2 separate regions of the Homo sapiens genome follow, and region 1 is linked to region 2. Evidence: chromatin loops called from intact Hi-C (ENCODE). Cell type or tissue: GM12878. All regions are shown on one strand. Links, peaks and the distances in the headings refer to the core of each region. The heading gives the core; the rest is flanking DNA.

The links. A loop is a pair of places that touch in the nucleus more often than their neighbours do. Peaks named below come from ENCODE experiments on the same cell type or tissue, not always from the same donor. Only the 100,000 strongest peaks of a DNase experiment are listed, where the experiment ranks them.
Region 1: a loop joins it to region 2, with 6 times the contacts of the local background. A loop is called at or near these places in 10 of 110 quality-filtered maps.

The regions. Positions count from the first base shown.
Region 1 is chr3:31,849,340-31,866,566 of GRCh38, reverse strand. The region is part of intron 3 of OSBPL10 (oxysterol binding protein like 10); the gene reads left to right. Among named protein-coding and RNA genes, the nearest start is that of OSBPL10, 120 kb to the left of the region's middle. In GM12878, for the core only: a CTCF peak has its summit at 7,924 (motif pointing left); no DNase peak of the experiment used is centred there.
Region 2 is chr3:32,139,799-32,147,798 of GRCh38, reverse strand. GPD1L (glycerol-3-phosphate dehydrogenase 1 like) reads right to left here. Exons shown (of 8, transcript NM_015141.4): 4 at 7,433-7,571; 5 at 1,065-1,177. Among named protein-coding and RNA genes, the nearest start is that of GPD1L, 37 kb to the right of the region's middle. RefSeq lists an enhancer at 1-16. In GM12878, for the core only: a CTCF peak has its summit at 3,495 (motif pointing right); a DNase peak (open chromatin) is centred at 3,558.

The DNA of each region.
Region 1 (17,227 bases), core at 3,753-11,752, 280 kb after region 2:
TGTTAGAGCATTGGACAGTGAGAAAGGAGGCCGTAGAGAAATGGGCTGGCTTGGCACCCTGGCTGACACTGGTTGGTTCCACATCCACTCTGACTAAGGAGAGCATGCTCTGTGGGTGTCTTCTCTTCCTGAAGGCTGTGTGTCCTGAAGCCACTGTTCCCACTTGTGTGGTTGAGTGCACAGGAGTGTGTGGATAGGTTGAGAGACCAACTGATAGACCTCGCCCCTGCTTGCCAGGTGCAGACACCACCCCTGTTTGGGGACATTGAGAAACTTTACTTGGGGAGGCCTAGGGGATGTGTGGACTGCTTCCGGGGAATTAAAGGGTTTGTTTGTTGGGGTGGGAAGGAGGAGACAGGAGTGGGGAATTCTATCCATAGCAAAATGTGAAGGGTGAGGTGATTTGAAGCTGTTTAATTGTTCCTCCCGCCAATCTAGGTTTCTGATGGTGAAAGACTACAACTTTCTTGACTTTTTCCCGCCCTGGGGTGTGAGCCAGAGGGCTTTGGAGAGGTGCTTTGATATTTTGGTTAGGATGCAACACAACGGGAAGCAAGATTAACCCAGTGACATCTGTAGACTCTGAAACCATGTGGTTACCAGGGATTTCAGAAGTCATCCAGCCCAACATCCTGGTCTATCCAACTACTTGGAAAGAAAAATGCACACCAAAGTGTTTACGCTTATACTAAATAAAGATTGATTCTACTCAAAACAACACCCAATTTTATTCTTTTAGAGAGGGTACTGCTGGTAACTCATTGGCTGAATTCTCAGAATTTTGGTGGCAATCTGACAAATGACACTGAATACCTCTTTTATATGATTAAGCAATTTTAGGGTCTCTCAGAACAATTTGAAATAATTCAGAAGTAACAGAATGATTAAAATGTTGTGTCTTAGTCTGTTTGGGCTTCTGTAACAAGCTACCATAGACTGGATACTTTTAAACAACATGAGCTCTTTCATGACCTAATCACCTCCCAAAGGCCCACCTCCTAATGCTATCAACTTGGGGGTTAGGATCTCAACAAATGAATTTTAGGGAAGACACAAGCCTTCAGACCATAGCAGATTGAAAGGGATTCCAAACTCCCTTTGTTGCATTTGTCTAAGAAACAGTAGATGAAAAGGGATAAGAAAATACAGGTTTTAAAACTATGCTGTGCAATATGGAGACCTCTAGCCACATGAGACTACTTAAATTTCATTGAAATAAGATTTAAAAATCAGTTCTTCAGTGGCACACATTTCAAGTGCTCAGTAGCCACATCTGGCTGATGGCTGCGTATTGGACAGCACAGATATAGAGCATTTCCATTATCACAGAAAGTTCTGTTGGATAGAGCTGGTAAAGCTTCCACTATTACTTAATGGTTTCTAAGAAGGGAATTTACCAATATCTAGTTTTGTCTCTTGCACAATGAACAGTTCTTTTAATCTACAGAGGTTTAATGGGGCTCCCTCACCCCTTCTGTCCCTCCCTCCCTTCTTTTCTTCTCCCTTTCTGTTGGGAGTCCTGGTCTTCTTTAGGACCTCGGCATTAAATGCTTGATCACTTTCACTTGTCCACTTGCCTCACCTGTGCAACAGGAACATAGGCCTTACTGATCTGAAGGCAGGAGCTAATGTTCTCTGTGGTCCGGGTCAGCTACTTGTTCACGCCACTGGAGCCATTTATGGAGCAGACATCTCACACGCGGCTTTAGTGAAGGACAAAAGAGCAAAGGAGACTGCTAGTTATGCCTGTCCCTAGCTCGAACAATCGTTAGTGGCACCAAACTTCCTAAGGCAAGTCCAAAACTTTATCTTGGCATTAAATGCCCACTCATTTCGGGTCCAGTTCCTTCCCCTCTATCTCTACCCATCATTCAGTCAGTGTTCTAGACAAACAGCTCCCCAAGCACCCTGCACACCTCCATGCTTCCTTGCCTTTGTCACTGCTGTTTCCTTTGCTGGGAATGCCTTTCCCTCCCCCTCCCTCTTGTGGTTTTTAAAGCTCATATACTTTATATGGTTAAGTATATGGTCGGGTGCGGTGGCTCACTCCTGTAATCCTAGCACTTTGGGAGGCTGAGGCAGGTGGATCATGTGAGGTCAGGAATTCGAGACCAGCCTGGGCAACATGGCGAAACCCTGTCTACCAAAAATACAAAAATGTGCTGGGTGTGGTGGCGTGTGTCTGTCATACCAGCTACTCAGGAGGCTGAGGCAGGAGAATTGCTTGAACCCAGGAGGCGGAGGTTGCAGTGAGCCAGATTGCACCACTGCATTCCAACTCCAGCCTGGGCAACAGAGTGAGACTCCATCTCAAAAAACAAGAAACAGAAAGAGAAAGCCCCTTATACTTCTGTGATGCCTTCCTGACCCCCCAGGCAGCATGGTCTTCTCTCTGTGCTCCCATATATACCAGTACTCACTGACATTATAGCACATCTTATTGTGCCCTCATGGCCCACCGTGTGTCCTCGGAGGCCTGGGACTGTGGGGAAATCATACTGCATCCTCTGCATCTGGCACTGTCATGACACATGGGGGTGGACATAAACCAGTTAGTGCATGTTCAATACTCAGCAAATATCAACGCTGCTTCTTCCTTCTTCTTCTCCTTTACCTGTTAGTAGTAGTATTAGTATCAGTATTAGTAACAGTAGTAGTATTAGTAGTAGTGGTGTTGGATTTGGGTTCCTCAGGAAACTAGATCCAAGATACCACATTTTATTTTTCTAAATATTATTGTTTTGTATTTGATCAAGTATAACAATTTTTTTTTATAGAGAGAGAACTATTAACCAGTAGCTGAAAATCAGTCATGAGTAACAAGCAAAATGTTTCTGAATTTTTAGTTTTTTAAAGAGAGAGGAAACTAATAGTCATAAGGAACACATTTTTGGGAAAAGGAAATAATAGTAAATGGCATCTTGGAACACATTGCTTTGTGGCAGATACTATGCTAAGTACTTTTCTTGGATTATCTTGTGTATTTCTCACAACAACCCTGTAAGGCAGGCACTGCTATGACCACATTTTCTAGGTGAGGACACTGAGGCACAGAGTAGATTTGTGATAAGCCCAAGGTGGCATAGCTAACAAGTGGCTCTTATCGTTTCTTAAAATTTAAGATATAATTCACATACCATAAAGTTTACTTTTTTAAAGTATGTAATTCAGTGGTTTTTAGTATGTTTTCAAAATTGTACAACCACTACCACTATCTCATTCCAGGATATTTTATCGTTCCTAAAAAAATCCCCTGTTTCCCTGTTTCCATGAACTGTCAGTCACCCCCCATTTCTATCCACCCTGTCTTCCCAGCCCCTGGCAACCACTAACCACTGTCTCTATGGATTTGCCTCTTTTGGATATTTCATTTAAATGGATTGTATGCAATATTGTGTCTCTTTGTGTCTGGCTTTTTTTCACTTAGCATAGTGTTTTCAAGGTTCATCCATGTTGTAGCATAAATCAGTACTTCATTCCTTTTTTATGACTAATATCCCGTTGTATGGACATGGCATAATTTTTAATCCCTTCATCGCTTGATGCATATTTGGGTTGCTTTTGCTTTTTGGCTATTGTGAATAATGCTGCTGTGAACATTTGTATGCCAGTTTTTGTGTGAGTTTGTTTTAAATTCTTTTGGGTGTATATTTAAAAGTGGAATGACTGGGCCATATGGTAATTCTATGTTTAGCTTTTTAAGGAACAACCAGACTGGTTTCCAAAGCAGCTGCACCATTTTACATCCCTATCAGCAATGTATAGGGTTCCAATTTTTCCATATCCTTGCCAACATTTGTTAGTATAGCAGCCATACTAGTGGGTGTGAAGTGATACCTCCTTGTAATTTTGATTTGCATTTCCCTAATGAATGATGTTAAGTCTCTTTTTATATGCTTATTGGCCATTCATATATACTCTTCGGAGAAATACATATAAAAATCCTTTGTCTTTTTTTATTCATTTATATTTTATTGAGTCATATGAGTTATTTATATAGTCTTGATAGTTAGACCTTTATCAGATACATAATTTGCAAGTATTAGCTCCCATTCTTTTTGTTTTTAGAAAATAAAAAAAAAGCATTACATTTTACTGTTGCATTTGTTCATGATAGTTAAAGTTCTAGGGTGGAACGCAGACATCTTTTATTTCAACACTGTCTTAATGCAGGATATGTTTATTTTGGTAATTTATTATTGTTAGAATTAAACCAGGCTTCGGTCTTTCCAAGTTTGATTTGAGCTTATACTTTGCATGTCTATGTGTGGTCCTTTGGTCTCAGGCTGGGGCACATTAAAGATAGCCACAGATTCTTTGAAGCTTTCCTGTCAGCATTCCCATCAAAAGGCAGGTGCTATTTTTTTCTTTAAAAAAATTAAAAAAAAATTTTTTTGTGGGTACATAGTGTATGTATTTATGAGGTACGTGAGATATTTTGATAGAGGCATGCAATGCATGAAGGGGCTATTTCTGAGCCTGGCATGTGGCAGCTTTGACCAAAAGTCAAAGTACCGCTGACAGTTCCAGGCATGGGCTGTAAGAAAACTGGCCCCTTCCACTTGGCTCAGAGCCCTGAGCCACTCTGTAAATATTTACTACCCTACTGGAGAGACCCCATTGCGAGGCTGTAAGAATACATGAAGGGACACAGCAAAATCCAGGCTTCCAGCTGCCCCTCTCAAGGCACCAGGATGTGCACGAGGCTTTCGTGACCCCTCCAGACAAGTCTAGCTACTGGCCAAGTACCACTGAGTCACCCGAGGTGATGCCACCCAGAATAGAAAGAATCACCCCAGGAAGACCGGCCTGAGTTCCTGACACATGTTGAGATAAAATAAAATAGTAGTCACTTTTAACCTCTTGTTTTGGGGTAGTTAGGCAGTAATAGATAACCAGTGCAAACTTGCCAAGGGAATGGTTAGTGTCACCAAAGAGGCCAATAATATTAATGGTATTAATCAATTTTTGAACAATGATACAAGCTAAAATTTAAATTCTGAGTTTCTAGTTCTATAGACAATCAGTCATCTGTATCTGTGGGTTCTGCCTATGTGGATTCAACCAACTCTGGATCACAAATATTCTAAAAAAAATTGCATCTGTTTTGAACATGGATCGACTTTTAATCTTGTCATTATTTTGTAAACAATACAAATAACTGTTTACATAGCATTTACATTGCATTAGACATTATAAGTAATTTAGAGGTGATTTACAGGGGAATATATATGCATAGGTTATATGCAAATAAAATGCCATTTGATATCAGGGACTTGGGCATCTGTGAATTTTGCTGTCTTAGAAGGGTCATGGAACTAATCCCCCATGGACACCAAGGGGATGACTGTATATGCCTTCACAATTTCCTAATGACCCCCAAACTGACCCAATGAAAATCAAAAATAAACACATTGATTAAAAACATGACTTATTCTAAATCTGTGATTTCTAAACTAATAATTTATGTTATTGGCTTAATTTTCAATTTTTATCCATAGTGTAGGTTAGAGCAATGTATATTTAATAACCTGTAGACTTAAGAACTAAGGTATTTTTGCCCATGTGTGGTTCACAACTGTAATCCCAGCACTTTGGGAGGCTGAGGTGGGCGGATCACTTGAGGTCAGGATTTTAAGACCAGCCTGGCCAACATGATGAAACCCCGTGTCTACTAAAAATACAAAAAAAAAAACCCAAAAAAAAAAACCCCAAAAAACCCCACAAAAATTAGCCAGGCATGGTGGTGGGCACCTGTAGCTACTCAGGAGGCTGAGGCAGGAGAATTGCTTGAACCCAGGAGACGGAGGCTGCAGTGAGCCGATATTGTGCCACTGCACTCCTGCCTGGGTGACAGAGTGAAACTCCATCTAAAAACAACAACAACAACAAAAAACAGAAAGAGAACTAAGGTATTTTTAACAGTGTTTTGAGTAGAAGAAACTAAAAAGAACATACATGAACTTTTTTAATGTGGTGGGTCAGGTCATCAGATAAGATGTGGTGGCAACGGTGGAGAATGTGGCTCATAACCCTAGCCTCCTTGGTCGTTCAGTCCCCTCTTATCACTTCCTTGTCTCTTTATTGCCTTGGGGCTTTCTGCCTGGAGCCCCTCATTCTTCTCCCATAGTAAATCCTTCTAATGCAGTTTCATGACTTGGTTAAGGTCACTCACTCAGTGACATGTTCCTTTGGACCATCCAATAACAAGATGCTTAATTCTTTCCTTTTTTACATCTCCATAGACCTGGGGGCAAGTAAAATACAACTCTGGATGTGCTTCTTCATGTAGAGAGTTGGCCCATCATAGGTCTGGTGACTGGTGACTGTGCTTCGTGCAGTGAATGATGCAGAGGTTGCCGAGGTGCAGGCTTCTTCAAAATCTTAAACGCTTTCATTTTCAAATACAAGGCCTTTTAGGGCACAGGGAAAGAAAAGGCTTTTCATTGACTCAGACTTCATGTAAGGGAGCAGGAAGGGCTGGTTCCAATGTGCGCAGGAGGGAGAGGATTACCAGGTATATGTGAGCAATGTCCACCACACCATTCTTAAGATACTCTCCATGCCCAAATGGAACTGTTATTGGAGTAAGTCCTACATGGCAATCTCCAAGTCCATTGGAAAATTTCACTCACTCTTAGGCCTCAAGGGCCAGTCTGATTACATGTGGGAATGCCACCTACTTTGCTGGGCTCTTGGCCTTCCTAAGCAGAAATGTGATTATACTACAAGGTAAGGGTGCTGTAATGAATTGTGTATTCCTCAAGGATTCTGGAACCAAAGCCCTTTCCAATGTCTCAGCACAAGCAGTTGCTGCACAGAAAAATAAACTTAAGGAGCCTGGGAGAGGTTCATTTTGGGATGATGATGACGTTAGTGATGTTCCCTTGATGGAAGTCCAAGATTGAGGGACCAGCATCTGGTGAGGACCTTCTTGCTGTGGCATCCCATGGCAGAAAGTGAAAGGGCAAAAGAAAACCATTTCACCAAGATGGAGATTGGGTCCATCATGAACTTACTGATCATCTCCAGGATTTCGTGAGGCAGCGTGGCACTGATGAGAACAACCTGCATGGCTGGAGGCCATGTACACATTGTAAATCTGCCCTTTGAAACTTATGTTTACCAGTTTATTATAAAGGATGTTGCAAAGGATACAGATGAAGAGATATGTAGGGTGAGGTATAAGGGAAGGGGCGTGGAACTTCTACGCCCTCCCTGGGCGGTCACCCTCCTAGAGCCTCCTGTATTCAGCTATCCGGAAGCTCCAGCTCCCATTTCATGGTTTGTCTCTTTACTTTTCCCATTTTTTTTGACATAGACAAAATTTTTTAGAACAAATGGAGGATCTGGTGTGATAGACAATGTAGGGAATTAGGTAAAAACAACAACAAAAAAAAAAACCTGGTTTCTGGCTGTGCCTGGGCCACTCACAGGCTACTACCTAGCTTTGTAATCTCAAGTAACTCAGTAAACGAGTAATGTCTCTTAGCCTCAGTTTTCACTTCTGTAAATTGGGCAAAATAATGGCATCAACCCTACAGGGCAGTTGTTAGGATTAAGTAATATTAAGCATGTCACAATATTCTTTTTATAACACAGATTCACCCAATTCTGCTACAACATTTCTGTTGATGGATAACTTGGTTGTTAAGCCAAGTTCTACCTGAAGATGATCATGAAGGAGTGGCTAAGAAGCATCTCTAAAACCTGATTGTTATGACTTTCCCCCTAAAAGTTTTGATAGACTGCCCAAATGTTTATATTCCCCATGCATCAGAAAGCTCCAGTATAATCCAGACTCAGCCAGGCTGGCCTTGTTCACATTGTGCATCTGGTTTTGAGTGGCTCCCATCTCACTTTCTGTGATGCTGCAGGATTAAAGGCAAGTGCTCTAGGCTCTCTGGGGGCAGTACCCGGTTCAGAACTAGCCCTATAGTGCCACCTGGGGCAAGTTATTCCTTGAAATGAGGACAGTAATTTTTGATGTGAGGATTGAATTGTATGCTGTGGTGAGGATTAATGAGATCATGTCTGTTGTGCTCTTAGTACAGAGCCAGACACTGAATGAGTTTCCGTGAGGGGTACTGTGCTTTCAGGACCCAGCTAAGTTGGGCCCTGCGAAACAAGCAGTACCTGACTGCCCAAGACTGGAAAGGCACAGCTTGTGAAATGAAATGGGGTATTTCTGATAAAAAACTGAGCTTCTGCAATAAAAGAGAAATTTAATTTATTAAAGTTGATGAAAAGGTTAAAAAACATAGGGGGCTGGGCACAGTGGCTCACACCTGTAATCCCAGCACTTTGGAAGGCTGACATGGGAGGATTGCTTGAGCCCAGGAGTTTGAGATCAGCCTGGGCAACATAGGGAAACCCTGTCTTACAGAAATATAAAAAAATTAGCCTGGTGTGGTGGCGTGCTCCTGTAGTTCCAGCTAGATACTCGGGAGGCTGAGATGGCAGGATTGCTTAAGCCCAGGGAGGTCAAGGCTGCAGTGAGCCATGATTACGCCCCTGCACTCCAGTCTGGGCAATAGAACGAGACCTTGTCTCAAAAAAAAAAAAAACACAGGCTGTGGGGAAGATATACCATGATAGGAACAACCAACCAGTCAAACAAAAACGGGAGAGACACACACATACTTACTTTTTCTGTATCTCTCTCTCTCTTTCTCTCTCTCTCCCCCCCTTTCCCTCTCCCTCTCCCTCCTTCTTTCCCTCCCTCTTTCCCTCTCCCTCTCCCTCTCCCTTTCTCTCTCTCTCCCTTTCTGTCTCTCCCCCCCACCCCCCTGCCAATCTTTGGAAGGACACACGAGAGGCTAGTAGTAGTGGTTGCCAGGGGTGCTGTTAGGGGAACAAGAGATTTATGGTTGAAAGTATATAGGGATTTAGGTGTACCTTTTGATATTATTCAAAATTTTCATCTTTTGCATTGGTCAGTTGTATATTAAAAATGTAGTTACTCAAGTGGTTAAAATTTGAATTATTAAAAATGTATTTTAAAACCTGGAGCCGAGGCTCTTTTGCTGAGTGCTGTGTTCTCGTGGGTCACTATTGAGTTGGTCGTTTTATCTTCAGGGAGATGCTCTCCATCAGGCAGTCACTGATGAACCTGCTTCTCATTATATTCTTCACTTGAAAGTCTTAACATCTAATGTCCTTGAAGATGTTCAGTAATTCCAAATTCCTGCCAGTTCAGATTAGGCTCCTCTTCTTGCTACTCTGAATTGCTTTCACTTGAAATAATTTGAAGTGTTTAAAGTTTAATGCTCTTTGAGGGGAGCTGCTACATCTCTCCCCTTTATTTGAATTAAATAGTGATTAATAGTCTCTGTTGAGTGGCCTCTTCCTTGACAAAACCCTCCGGTGCTGGGGTGGTTGGCTGATTAGCAGAGCTAGCTCCTGTCTTGGGTTCTGTAAGCAGAGCTTCTCCATCTGCAGAGGGCAGGGGGTATGAATGCCACTGGAGGTTGAAGAGGGTTAGTACTGCCCACATGAAAACTTCTTTTTCAAGGCAGGGTCTCACTCTGTTGCCCAGGCTGGAGTGCAGTGGTGTGATCCTTGAACCCTCCACCGCCCAGGTTCAGGCGATTCACCCACGTAGCTGGGAATACAGGTGCCCGCCACCATGCCCAGCTAATTTTTGTATTTTTAGTAGAGACGGGGTTTCACCATGCTGGCCAGGCTGGTCTTGATCTCCTGGCCTCAAGTGATCCTCCCACCTTGGCCTCCCAAAGCACTGGGATTACAGGCATGAGCCACTGTGTCTGGCCTACATGAAAACATTTTCAAGAAGCCCTAGGTGTATCTTACATTCAACTCGTACATCTTACTGAACAATACACTAGCCTGATAAAATATTTTAAAGCTGTTTTATTTTCTTTCCCAAATCATTGGGTGAAAAGTAAGATATGCTGCATCTCCTGTTGAGACTGAAGGTATAAAGTGCTCCAGGTTGAAAAGCAGAGTATGAGGATAATATGTTTTCCGAAGTAGCAAGTCTTTGGGGGAATAGATTCCGATGAGTTTAGGCTGGATAAACTCCCTTAGTAAAGTTGGACAAGCTCATCTAAGGATTGACTCTTCCCTTGGCTCTGTCTTCTTATTTCTGCTATTGGGTAATTTTGCTTTCATGTTTTATTAAGCTCAGTGCCATTTTTCTTCTAGAATTTTTCACAGATAATTACTTTTTGGGTACTTAAAACTAAGTGTAAAACATCACCCTCCTAAACATACCATCAAATTAAGTAAATAAAACACAATTTAAGAACAGCTTTTATTAAAACAATAAAGTTTGGGGATTTTTTTAATTGTCTTAATAAAGTGCAACAATTTTGCATACCTTCTCCAGCATAATCTTAACATTTGGCTGCCCGCCTTGCCTGAAAGGAAAGTCCTAACATTACCCAGGAAGATCATTTTAGGTCAAGAAGGCCTTTAGATTAAAACGTGTGTGTGTGTGTGTGTGTGTGTGTGTGTGTGTGTGTGTGTGTGTGTAATATAAACATAAATGTATATAACATATATTATACATATATAAATATATATATTTTTAGGAAAAAACAAAATGGTACAGTTTTGATTCAGTTGAACTAGTTTATTGCACCATACATCTGTACTTAAATAGGGCTTTTTTCTACAATACTTGAGTTGCTGTTTTTTTGCCTAGAACCTTGTGGGGTGATTTTCCATCGCTAGCCCTCTGTGAGAAGTTCTGACTTGAGGGTAGACAGCTCTTAGTCTGAGGACATTTCCTGCACTGAACTGCATCCACTGTGAGTGATAAAGTTGGGGTCAGTTGTTCAGAGTGGGGGTGTCTGGTCCCTGTTTTGCTAACATTGGAGGAAAGGCTTAGAAGAACGAATGAATGCTTGGAGTAGCATTCAACAAACACTGCAAGTAGATGAATGCTTGGGAGTAGCATTCAACAAACACTGCATGTCTGTGTACCATAATGTTCTAGGCACTAGGATATAGTACTGGACCCTGGAAAGTGACTACGTGTAGCTTGTACTTGTGTGAGGGAGACATCCAACAGACAAATATGTACTGTGCCAGGTGGTGACAGGTTCTATGAAGAAAAGTAAAACAAGGCTGGAGGCTAGAGAACAACAGTAAATATTTTAAGGTATTCCTACTTAAAAATATATCCTACATGGACTGTATTCTTCAAAAATGTCAGTATAAAAGACCAAGAAGGGTATGGAAGTGTTCCAGATTAAATGAGGCTAAAGATACATGACAACTCACCGAGCATGGCGGCTCAAACTGTAATCCCAGCATTTTGGGAGACCTGGTGTATGAATTGCTTTAGCCCAGGAGTTTGAGACCAGCTCAGGCAACATAGCAAGACCTTGTGTGCACAAAAAAACTTAAAAATTAGCCAGGGTGGCACATGCTTTAGTCCCAGCTACTTAGGAGGCCGAGGTGGAAGGATACCTTGAGTCCGAGAGTTGGAGGTTATAGTGAGCTAATCATGCAGCATGCACCCCAGGCTGGGGACACAGCAAGATCCCTGTCTCTGGCAAAACAAAAACAAAAACAAAACAAAACAAAACAAAACCATGACAACCAAATGCGATACCTACCCTAAACTAGATCTGATTTTACACTGACATGGAATTAATTGGAATACAGACAGTAGATAGGATAAAGGCATTTGATAACTGTCCTGTGGTTATACAGAGAATATCCTTGTTTTTAGAAAGACACACTGAAGCAGTTAGAGGTATTTAAGGGGAAAAGGCCTTACCCTTAAATTAGGAAAAAGTTTCATTCATTTATTCGTATAATAATTATGTGTGTTTATGTGTTTATTTTAAAGTGGGGAAGGAGAGAACAGAGGGAACAAATGATAAAACAAATGGGGTAAAATGTTAGTAATTGGTAAAACCGAGTAAAGGATACGTGGTGGGTTTTCTTTTCAACTTTCTATAAGTTTGAAATTATTTCTTTGTCAACTTTTAAAAATTATATATTGTATGTGTGTTATATAAAACTGTAAAATTATATATAGTCTAACACTTTTAAAAACATTCTTTTTTAAAAAGTATATATTCTTTGGGAGAAGTTACCTATTAATCATTTCCATGTTAATAATATGAATTTTAAGAAAAGTAATTTATTCATTTGCTATTGTCTTAGCTGAGACTAACCACAAAGGAACTGAGTGGCTAAGAAAATGTGGGAAAGGAGGCATTATGGGCCAATGGCAGCCAGGCTGATGCAGAGAACTGGTTAGAACACTTGGGCTTGGAGAGTGAGGCGCACAGTGTATTGTGGAAGATGACGTTTAAAAGGAAGATCAGAGCAGGCCTTTGATAAAACCACCACTGGGGTCAGTTTGGCCTTTACAGTTAGGCAATCTCTCTAGACCATTCTGTATGCTATCTTTGGGATAAAGTTATCCTTAAAAAAAAAAAAAAACTTTACTGAGATATAATGTATATATCATGAAAGAAGGTTGTGAGTGACCTTGACCAATATTTTATACAGATAGATGAACATTGTTATGCCAGCATCTATCAAACTTGATCAAAATGCCAGGCGCAGTGTTAAGTACTTTAATAGATATTATTTAGTTTAATCCTTACAATATCCTTATAAGATATGTCTTGCTTTTTAAATAGGCAATGAGGATAAAACCCTGAAACGTTATAAATAACTGCCTTAGGTTGCATATCTGATAAGGGGCTGCATTTTGGAGCCAGGCCTTGCTGCTCCAGCACCACTGGACTGGGCTGCTGCCTCATGTGTGTGATCCCTGATGTGTGGGTGGTGCAGCCAGGTGAGAGCAGAGGCTCTGTCTCAAGTTAGAACAGAACGTGCAGGTGCTTCCTGAAATGTGGCAGAAGTGAGCTGACGTGTCTCAGCCCAAGAAGAGAAGAAAAACTGTGTGAATAATAATAAGTAGGAAAATGAAGATGCCTGGGGAGTTAATTGAGCATTTTGGGGTTAATATTTAAGTAGAGTCAGTTCTGGGCTGGGCAAACTATAGCATCGATCCTTTCTTCCTTCCATTCATCCAATCTGTATTCCAAGGTGGCTAACCTTGATTTGCATTTTTCTTTCTGCCCAGCATTGACCTTCCCTACCACTCTTGCCTGTGGTACAAATTAGATGATCCTGTTTCTCTACCATAGACTTTACCTCCATCATCTTGTATTCTTAGCTGCTTTTCCAGCCCTTCACAGACCCCTTGATGCTGACCCTCAGTAACCTAGACAGGTTATCAGGAACTACACTGAGGGTTAGGATACAGGGTCATTTGAAGTGGAACTCCATGTTTTGTTAATTAGTTGGCACCTGCCTTCACAATCTTTCTTCCCTCTGAATCCTCTTTAGGCCAGGTCAGGAACTAGAAAAGGTTGCTGATGCCTGACTACCTGTATTAGGATATTTATTTTTCATTCATCTACTTGGCAGCTTATCTTAATGGCATCTTCCGTCCCTCCTAAGCCTTGTTGCTTGGCAGATCTGCATACCTCTTTGGACTAAAAAACTCTTTTTCATGTGAAAAAAACCTTATGAACTCCAGTGCATTGCATTGGGCAGTAGGCATTTATAAACTGCCTACTATGTGGGGCACATTGCCCTTGGTACTCTTTCTTTACAACTTATAGCATAGAACCTTTAAATTCCTAGATTCTCATCATGTATTCATGTGTTAAAACAAACAAAACAGGAATAGCCAGGCGTGGTGGCTCACACCTGTAATCCCAGCCCTTAGGGAGGCTGAGGCAGGCGGATCACTTGAGGTCAGGAGTTCAAGACCAGCCTGGCCAATATGGTGAAACCCCGTCGCTACTAAAATTAGAAAAATTAGCCAGGCATGGTGGCGTGTGCCTGTAGTCTCACTTACTTGGGAGGCTGAGGCAGGAGGATTGCTTGAGCCTGGGAGTTGGAGGTTGTAGTGAGTCGAGAGCATGCCACTGCACTCCAGCCTGGGTGACGGGAGCGAAACCCTGTCTCAAAACAAACAAACAAACAAAAAAAGGAAAAAACTTCCGTGCCACAGGAGTAGCTTGCTCAAATGTCACAAAAATGTGTTTTTCTCCTGTAATAATTGTAGTAAATAGTGCACTGTCGTTCATAGGTTTCTTTCACGTGCATCACCTCATCCCAGGGTTTTCCCACCTTGGTACTATTGACATTTTTGGCTGGATAATAGTTGTTGTGAAGCGGTTGTCATGAGCATTGTAGGATGTTCAGCACATCCCTGTACTCTTTACCTCCTGATAGTGTACCTCCTTCCCCCCGACCCCCTGCCCCCGACTGCCGGTTGACAGACTTTGCTGAATGCTTTGGGGGAGGGGAAGGAGCACAGTCACCCTCATTGAGAAATCCCTGCCTCAGATAATGCTCACAACAATCTTGCGGGTAGGTCTTATCTCCATTTCTGCAGATGAGGAAACTGAGGCCCAGGGAGATTAAATGGCCACATGGCTAGGGCATGGCAGAAGTGAGGCTTGAGGTCATCCCCATATGTTCAGTTCTTCACTTGAGGTCCTTTTTCACCCTGCAGCTGCTGGGAATGGTGTTTCAGTGTATAAGAGAGAAGCAAGGCCAGCGGGGTGGTTCTGCAGTTGAGCTTTTACTCTTGGGAAGGGCCTTGTTCTCTTTGCCAGATGCAAGACAGCCTATCCATCATGTCTTTGAGACTCCTGGGCATCTCCCCCAGAAAGGGATGCAGAGTGAGAGATGTTTTAGCAGCAAAGCTAGAATGCCTTCTGAGTCCTGCTCTGCCTGGTTCCAGGGATCACCGGACTCAGTCACGGGATGGAGGGGGTTCTGAACTTTGCAGTCTGAGACCCCCTTTGCCAGGATACTGCACAAATCAGAGGAGAGCTGCATGACACTTCTGGCACATGTTGCTGAAGAAGCAAATCACATCTTTCGGAAATTTTATTCCCCTGTGCTCTGTGTTGCACTGACAGAGTGGAGAAGAGATTGAGGAGAATGTTCTCTTGAGCCTGAAGTTTGACAGCTCGTGTGAGTCGTGCTGGTCTGGGTAGGACTGGCAGAGCCTTGGCCCTGGTGCCTTCTGGCCCTCCTCATGGGCTGCAGCCACTCTGCCATGGTGTGGACCGACAGCGGCGCCTCCTCCCTCATCCCGCTGTGGGCAGATGCGGGGAGAGGCTCTTGCCGGTTTCCTCTCCATTGCTCATCAAAGGTAGATGATGGAGGGGCCAGGGCTGAACTGGGGAGTGGGATTGGAGGGGAGCATTTACTCTTCAGCTCTCCTTCACGTCTCTGGCTGAGAAAAGAAGTACATCTCTCTTAGGACTTCTCGACACAGACTTCCAGGGCATCGGGGATTTCTGTACAGTATGAAACTATAAATATTTTCTTCCCCCAGTGGGATGCATAGTACAGACTGGTTAAACTTGAGGAAGTGTTTTTTTAGAATCTGATTTTTGAAATACAAAAGAATGTTACTAGAGCGTTCCTTGGCATTTGAAATGAGAAAAAGACATCTATCTTTTCTCTTGTGAAATTTTTTTTGCAACTTAAATACTGACCTTGGATAACTGCTTTGATTTTCTGGTTTTGAAGCCAGTGTCATGTTGTTCATGCTTTCCTCATTACTTCTTAATAACCAAATTATATGCAGACACACCACATTAATGGAGGCAGTTCAGGAATGGAAGAAACTCGAGTATTCTTCTCAATAGTTCTATCATTGGCCTTGACCTTGAGCTGTTTCCTTCTTTTTTGTACTTGTTTCTTATTCCGTAAAGTAGATGGAGCATTTCCTTCTTGTGTTTTATAGCGACATTGCAAGGCAAGTAAATCAATACTTTTGGAGAGGCTTAATCAAAGACAGGTTCAGTAGCTATTAATATCGTGATTATAATGATGGCATGATGACGAATAGTATAATTGCCAGCTTTATGTGCAGAGTGGGGGTTGTGAGAGTTACCTGGGAGTGCTCTGCCACTGACCTCTGCTCATTTCTATGGAGAGTGAAATTTTTCTCACATTTGTTTTAATGAAGTAGAATTTTGGTTTCCTTTTTTACACGTTGGAAGCTTTTTGCTGCCCCTTTGCTCTTTGCCCCTCCACTCTATTCTCCAAAGTAACCATTCTGGGCATGTAAATGTGAATATTGTTTTCAACAAAGGGGGAAGTGGGGTCATATTTTATATTTTCTTTCCTGGTTTATTGTTTTTGTTTTTTGTTTGTATTTTTCACTTACTAGCTCTTGGAATTTTTTTCTTTCTTTTTCTTTTTGAGATGGAGTCTTGCTCTGTAACCTGGGCTGGAGTGCAGTGGTATGATCGTAGCTCACTGCAGCCTCAAACTCCTGGGCTTAAGAGATCCTTCTGCCTCAGTCTCCTGAGTAGCTAGGACTACAGGTGTGTGTGACCATATCCAGCTAGTTTTTAATTTTTTTCTTTTTGAGACAGAGTTTCACTGTGTCACCCAGGCTGGAGTGCAGTGGCGTGACCTCGGCTCACTGCAACCTCCACCTCCTGGGTTCAAATTACTCTCCTGCCTCAGCCTCCCGAGTAGCTGGGATTACAGGAATGCACCACCACACCCAGCTAATTTGTTAATTTTTAGTAGAGATGGGGTTTCACTGTGTTGGCCAGGCTGGTGTCCAACTCCCAACCTCAGGTGATCCGCTTACTTCGGTCTCCCAAAGTGCTGGGATTACAGGTGTGAGCCGGCATGCCTGGCTAAATTTTTGTAGAGAAGGAGACTCACTATGTTGCCCAGGCTGGTCTCGAACTCCTGGCTTCAGGCAATCCTTCTGCCTTGGCCTCCCAAAGTGCTGGGATTATAGGTGTGAGCCACCATACCCAGCCCAGTCTTGGAAATTTTTTCATGCCAGTGTTTGTGTATATGTATGTATATGGATCTGTCATTTAAAATGGCTGCATGATATTTAGTGGAATGCATATGTCATAAGTCTTATCCAATCTCTTGTATAACAACGTTATAGCAATCTCTTGGTGGGTATTTTTTTGGTTATATAGTAGACCCTTGAGCCTAGGAAAGGCCTTGTTATGGTATGAAGTGGTAAGGCTAGTGAGACCTAGGATTCTAGACCTAGAATTATCTCTAAAACACACAGGCAGGACCAGGAGGAATCTTCTAGTCCTGTCTTTGTGTGCGTTAGAGATAATTGCTCTGTTTTTCTGGGCTTCAGTTTTCTCGCTAAAAAGGAGGATTGGACTAGAAGATATACTCAGATCCTATTCTACTTTAAATGTTATAAATG
Region 2 (8,000 bases), core at 1-8,000:
GGCATTCTTTCCACCTTTGCAACTCCCATCCAATAAAGACAGGTGACTGGTGGATTGCCTAACCTCTTCCCTAGATGCTCAAATTTCTGAAGGGTGGCTTTTTGCTGCAAAAGAGATGACTCAGAAGTGGCTCAAAAGGGGCATTCACATTGAGAACTTTTTATTTCCCCTATTCCCCCCACTCTTTTTTGTAGATGATAGTGAAATAAAGGCAACTTAGATAGTGAGGGGGAATGAGCAGGTAGCTGCTGCTGTTCCCTGTTGGTTGTTCCCCCAAGTCACGGCAGAGAGAGGGACAGTGCCTAAGGCTTTAAAAGACAGCAGCCAACAAGTCAGGAGCCCAGGTGTGGAGACCTCCCTTTACCTCAAAAGAGGGGAAAAAAAGATAACATAAACTACATACTTATGATTTTTGTACTTTTCTGTATGAAGTACCTCTTAAAATTTACATTAAAACAAACAAAAATACACCTCCAATCAAAGAAGCCGGACACAAAAGAGTGCATACTGTACAGTTCCACTTACAAAAATCCAGCAAGCCACTGGCCAGTGGAGTGCATTTCTTTAATCACATCTTCTCTCTCTTGAGGGCAAAGACAAAACTATTCTTAGAAAAACCTCTACCAGCAGCAGATTATTTTTTCCCTTAATAAGAACAACCAGCCAAACTAGTAGAGTAGCATAATTCAGAGGAAACAAGTTCCTTTTCCTGCTCAGGATGAAGTGTGGGAGAAAAACATGAATGAATAGAATCATTTGCTCCTGGGTGAAACCCTGTCATCAAGGAACTCCCATGCTTTCCAAATATCAATGCTGCCAACTTCCCAAAGACCAAAACATCACAATTCCCCCATATTTACAAGTTAAAGCAAGCCACGAGTAAGAGAGGAACTGAACCACCCGGGAAAGGCTGCAGCAAAACAGGAAGTTATAAACAAGACTCTCAATTCACTATTCTTCGCTGATGTGGGTGCACAGAACACAGAGCCCATTCTTGAGGATTAGACTCAATGATGCTAACATTTGCCTTGCTTGATGAACTCCTCCCCTGAGGCTGACTTTACCTTAAGCGCACCACAGAGTTCAACAGTGTCTGCATCATCAACCACGGTAATTCGAAAATTTGGAGTCTGCAGAAGTTCTTTGAAGAGAAGGCCGTTCTCCATTACTTTGCTGCCTGTTGAAAGGTTAGACAACAAGGATATTAATAACAGCCTCTAATCTTAATTTTCACACCTAATACACTTTAAAATAAGTTTCTACTTACTATAAAAGTAACATGTTCATGATAGGATATTTAGAAAACACATAGGAGCAGAAATAAAGTAAAAATATCCCGTTTCCAATCGAGGTGATCATTTACAATTTGACATACATTTTTAACTGACCGAATGTGAATCTAAAGTTTTTTTTGGCCAGACACGATGACTCACACCTGTAATCCCAGCACTTTGGGAGGCTGAGGCGGGCAGATCACGAGGTCAAGAGATTGAAGCCATCCTGGCTAACATGGTGAAACCCCATCTCTACTAAAAATACAAAAAATTAGCTGGGCGTGGTGGCACGTACCTGTGGTCCCAGCTACTCAGGAGGTTGAGGCAGGAGCATCGCTTGAACCCAGGAGGTGGAGGCTGTAGTGAGCTGAGATCTCACCACTGCACTCCATCCTGGGCAACAGAGCGAGACTCTGTCTCAAAAAAAAAAAAAAAAAAAAAGAAAAAAGCATGATTGTCAACAAGTAAAACTACACCAAGAAGTGACACAATGTCAAAATAATCCAGGCCATCTGAGGGTTGAGAGAGGGTGGGGAGTGGATGAAATGAGACTGGCCAGGAGTTAATCATTTCTAAAGATGGGTGACGGGCATGTGAGGTTCGTGATACTACTCTACTTTTCTGAAAAGTTTCATAATAAAACACAATATCTACACCCAATACTTAGAAACACAGTCTACTCTGTAGCATTACTGTTCTTTCATTTAGCTGAGTTCCCCTTTTCCAAATGTTAGAACTATGTCAGTTTGTGCAAACTGTTCTCTTCCTTTTTAAACAGTCCACCAGGCTGTCTAGGTGACTCTGTGCAACACTGTTGCATCATCTGGGTTGGGTAAACCAGCCCCTGGCCCCTACATCATATTACAGCCTCATCGTGTCTCCTCCCACTGCTCAGTGCCTCCAACATGAAGCATGCTCCTGAACATTGCAGACCAGCCCCTCCCTCAAGTCACTTTAATCCAGCCATCTGCAGCTGGAAACTTGGGTTGCTGGTGAACAAACTGAGGAATGGGCAGGGGAAGGCACACTCTTGGCTTGCCATAGATACAAGGTAGGGTCTATGGGTTCCTTTGTGGCTGCAAATAACGCAATGCCCATCCAAGAGGTGGGCTTGATTTATAGCAATCTCATATTTTCTCAAAGGTACCTTTTAAAATTTATTACCTTAAATCATGGATAATAGGTAGTAACTTTATTTATTTATTTATGAGACAGAGTTGCTGTGTTGCCCAGGCTAGAGTGCAGTGGCACTATCTCAGCTCACTGCAACCTCCACCTCCCAAGCTCAAGCGATTCTCCCGCCTCAGCCTCCTGAGTAGCTGCAACTATAGGCATGCGCCACCATACTCGGCTAAGTTTTGTATTTTTAGTAAAGATGGGGTTTCGCCATGTTGGCCAGGCTGGTCTCGAACTCCTGACCTCCAGCAATCCACCTGCCTTGGCCTTCCCAAGTGCTGGGATTAAAGGCATGAGCCACCGCACCCGGCCCGCGAATTTTATTATTAATATAATACCAGTCATAAGCCAGCGCGGTGGCTCATGCCTGTAATCCCAGCACTTTGGGAGGCTCAGGTAAGTGGATTACTTGAGGTCAGGAGTTCGAGACCAGCCTGGTCAGCATGGCGAAATCCCATCTCTACAAAAAATTCAAAAATTAGCCTGGCGTGGTGGTGTGTGTGTGTGTGTGTGTGTGTGTGTGTGTTCCCAGCTACTCAGGAGGCTGAGGCATTAGAATCATTTGAGCCCAGGGGGCGGAGGTTGCTGTGAGCCGAGATCACGCCACTGCACTCCAGCCTGGGCAACAGCGTGAGACTCCATCTCAAAAACAACAACAACAACAACAACAAACCCCAGTAATAAACAGTGACATGGCAAGCAGGGACTCAGGGCATCTGTACAGAACAGCTAATGCCGGACAGCCATGTGGGAAGGTTGCCCAAAACTCAATGTAAACCAAAGACAGGAAAATCCCCTTTCTCTGTCACACCAAGTTTTAGAGGCAATTAACCTATGTAATAAAACTCCTTCAAAACCCTTATTTTAGTTTGTGATTCCATATGTGTTTGTGTGCTTACAAGTTCCATAAGGAGCTTATGTATTCTAGACATTTGGCACCATGCCTGATACATAAGAGGGTTTGAAAAATATTTGTGGAATGACTGGATTAAAAGCCTCAGAGTCTGTGGTATGCCCCAAGAACGAAAGGAGACCTTACCACAAGAGGGCACTGTAGTTCACCATGACAGGATTTTGAGGCCTGAAGCTGCCCTATCTTTTCCCTCCACAGAAGATTCAAGTGGGCCACGATTCCTGAACCTACCGCAATTTAAAATAGTCCCTATGCATCAACAAAGGATGTCTGGATAACCACACTGCAATGATCAAATACAGAAAATGTAATGTTTACATAATATTATTATCTAACATATAATCCACATTCAAACCTCACCAATCACCTCTGCATTGTCTTCCACAGCAACCCTCCCTGCCTAATCCAGGACCCCACACTGCACATAGTGCTCATGTCTCCTTTTTGATTTTTAGAGACAAGGTCTTGCTCTGTCACCCAGGCTGGAGTGCCATGGTGCGATCACTGCTCATTGCAGCCTCCACCTCCCACGCTGAAGCAATCCTCTCATCTCAGGCTCTCGAGTACCTGGGACCATAGGCGTGCACCACCACACCTGGCTAATTTTTGTATTTTTAGTAAAGATGAGGTTTCGCTTGTCATGTTGACAAGGCTGGTCTCAAACTCCTAACTTCAGGTGATCCGCCCGCCTCAGCCTCCCAAAGTGCTGGGATTACAGGTGTGCGCCACCACACCTGGCTAATTTTTGTATTTTTTGTAGAGATGGGATCTCATTATGTTGCCCAGGCTGGTCTCAAACTCCTAGGCCCAAGTGATCTCCCACCTTGGCCTCCCAAAGTGCTAAGATAATAAGTGTGAGTCACCACGCCTGGCTCGGTAATATATCTTTAGTCCTTTTTATTCTGGGACACTCCTTTAGCCTTTCATTGTCTTTCATGACACTGACTTTTTTGAAGAGTCAAAGATACCATTGGCCTGTTGTTTTATAACATATCTCTTACTTTGGGCTTGTCTGATATTTTCTCATGATTAAATTCAGGTTATAGGCTGGGCACAGTGGCTCGCACCTGTAATCCCGGTACATCAGCAGGCTGAGGCAGGAGGATCCCATGAGGCCAGGAATTCGAACAAGACTCTACTTTTAAAAATTAATTAATTCAGGTTATATAAAACAATTTTTAAACATCACTTTCATATTCTATCTTACTTTCAATGTTTTACTTAAATTTTTTTTTTTTAAAGAGACAGGGTATTGCTGTCACCCAGGCAGGAGTGCAATGACGTGATCATAGCCACTGCAGTGACTACAGCCTCGCTCAATCTCCTAGCCTCAAGGTGATCCTCCCACAGCAGTCTCCTGAGTAGCTGGGACTACAGGTATGTACTACCATACCAGGCTAATTAAAAAATTTTTTTTTTTCTTTTTTGGAAACTCCCAGCTACATTTCCCAGGGTGATTTCAAACTCTTGGCCTCAGAAGATCCTCGGCTTTAGCCTCACGAGAGCTACTCCACCCAGAAATGCTTTACTTAATTTAATTCAGGTCATCAGTGCTTATCACACTCCACCCCACAGAGAAGGCATAGAAGCACCGGGTAAAGAAATGCCAGAGGGAAAGAAATGCAACTTATGTGCTTTTATCTGTTTTTTAAAACCAAAAAAGCCTAATGTACCCAACTAGAAACTTTCCTACAACAAACAGGGCTAGAGTCCTAGCCAGGATTGGATCAGGGATTGGGATTGCAGATTAAGATTTAGTCTTCCAGAATGAACTGGGAAAGGATTATTGGCAAATAGGATTGAGTTGGAACAAACTAGTTAATCTTTTTGGGAAAATATAAGTAATTACATAACAATTTCACAGGCTATATTAAAACTGCAGATAAATAAAAGAATTTACTGTAAAAGAATAAGACATATTCATATATGTACATACTAGCATACAAATATAAATAAATTTTTTCCAGAAGAATATTTAGAAACTGCTAATAGTAAAAGCCATTAAAAAAGAATGAAATCAGCCGGGCGCGGTGGCTCACATCTGTAATCCCAGCACTTTGGGAGGTTGAGGCAGGTGGATCATGAGGTCAGGAGATCAAGACCATCCTGGCCAACATGGTGAAACCCTGTCTCTACCAAAAATACAAAAATTAGCTGGGCGTGGTGGCGCATGCCTGTAATTCCAGCTACTTGGGAGGCTGAGGCAGGAGAATCGCTTGAACCAGGGAATTGGAGGTTGCAGTGAGCCAAGATAGCACCACTGCGCTCAAGCCTGGCGACAGGGTGAGACTCCATCTCAAAAAAAAAAAAAGAAAATCATGTCCTTTGCAGCATGGATGCAGCTGGAAGCCATTATCCTAAGTGAGTTAACATAGGAACAGAAAACCAAATACTGCATGTTCTCACTTACAAGTGAGGGCTAAACATTGGGTACCCATGAACATAAAGATAGCAACAACAGATACTGGGGACTACTAGAGAGGAGAGAAAGGAGGGAAGGATTGAAAAACTACCTGTGGGGTACTATGCTCACTACCTGGGTGACAGGATTAGTCATAACCCAGACCTCAGCATCATGCAATACACCCATGTAACAAACCTGCACATGTACCCCCGAATCTAAAATAAAAGTTGCAATTATAAAAAACAAAAAAGAAACTGCTAACAGTGATTCCCTCTGGGAAGAGGGAAATGGGTGGGAAATTACAATCTTAGTTCTACTTTTCCACCTTCTCATGGTGCTTGAATTTTTTTTTAAACCTGTGTCTGTATCACTTTCGTAAATGACAACCTGGGCAGGTGGTATCATAGGCTATTCTTTTCTTCTTTGTATTATTTGTGATACTTCTCCTCTCCAACAAATATTATTTTTCAAAAAAAAGTTTTGTATCCAAATATATGGAATTGCTGATGGAATGCTATGCAGTTATGAGGATGTACAGTATGTTAACAGACTCTGAAAGGTTTTTGTTACATATTCAGCGAATAAAGCAATTATTAAACAGCATATGATTCACTACAAACATAATAGTTCATACAAATAGTAAAAAAGGATATATAACAAAATTATCAAAAATTTAAAATGGCTTTCTTTTGATTATCTCTATCTTCCATAATAATCATGTAAAATACCTCCATAATTAAAAATAAAAATTAAGGTAGAAAATTCCAAAAAAATCCTAAAAAGTCCTACGTATAGGCAGGTATAAGAATCTGGAGCTACATTTTCCTGCGCATTCATCTCATGCAAGAGAGCCTGACATCTCTCAGAGCTTCCTTTTACAAAGCTGCCAAGGGGAAATGATTCATATTGCTTGCAGGTTTGATAAGGGTGAAAGTAAGTTCTGCAGTGGTAGATAAACTTTTGCAAAGCATCTGAAAATACAATAATATTACTCTTCCAACAAAGCATCGTTTAATATAGTACACGGACACTTGAGAATTCTCAAAGCCCCTTTCAAAAGAAATGAAAATTTTCATAACGTCAATGTGAGAATAATGTATCTAATGTATAATGTGTAAGAGTAGAAAAGGCTTACTAGTTCAGGAAACAGAAGACTCAAATTTGTTCCTGGCTTCTACATTAGTGTGTGATCTTGGGGCAGGTAATTTATTCTCTGAGTCTTATCATTCACCTGAAAATGGGGGTCATTCAACCAATTTTTAGATCTCACTGGAATCAATGAGGATCCAGATACTAACATTTGTAAGAAAAGAAAATTTGGGCTTCTGAGGCCAGGGGACCCCTACCATGGATGTAGCCACCTGTTTCTTGGTACAAGCAACCTTGCACTTTTGTGTTTAACCTCAGTAATTCATTATTGGATCACAGCAAGTCAGAATGCTCTTCTTGGCTATATTCATTTATATTCATTCTGGAGGTTGTTGAAACACTTCAGTTCCACAAAATAGCCTCCTTAAGTAAAACCCTCGCCCCACTGAATGCCCAACTAAGGAATGTTAAGAGGGACAGGGAAGAGTCTATTACAGAAAATATCAGAAATGGAATATGTACATGTTCAAACATCAAATGTCCAGACTCCTGGGGTCCCTCCCAGGCAGTGCTTACCGATGGTGGTCTCACAGAACTTCTCTGCAGCCACCTCATTGGCAATGTTGGCTCCCATCAGCACACTGATGTCAATACCCATCTTCTCACGGATGATGTCAGAAATGAGCTTCAGCCCCTCGGGGCCCTCGTCTATGCCCTACAAGGATGCCAAGAAGTTAGGAGAGAACAAACCGCCAAATCAAAGAGGCATGGGATAGTAGATGTCCCATGGCTACACAACTTGAAAAATGTCTCCTACTTACAAGAGTAAAAGCATCTATACTGCCTATGTACAGCTTAAAGAAGAATCAAATGAAGAAAATAAACATGTACTCATCACTCGTGTTAAGAAATAGAACGTGACTGACACCACTGAAGTCCCCTGTGTGTCTCCTCTCAAGTTCATCCTCCTTCTACCCCTGCTCCCCAGGGTGAACCACTGTCCTGAATGCTGTATGCATTGCTCCCTTGCTTTTCTTGACTATTTTACCACATCGGATGGTCCCTAGACAATGTTATACGTCATTATCCCTGGGGTTTCAAGTCTATAAAGAGAGTTGTGCCATTCACCTGTGATGTGCTGTCT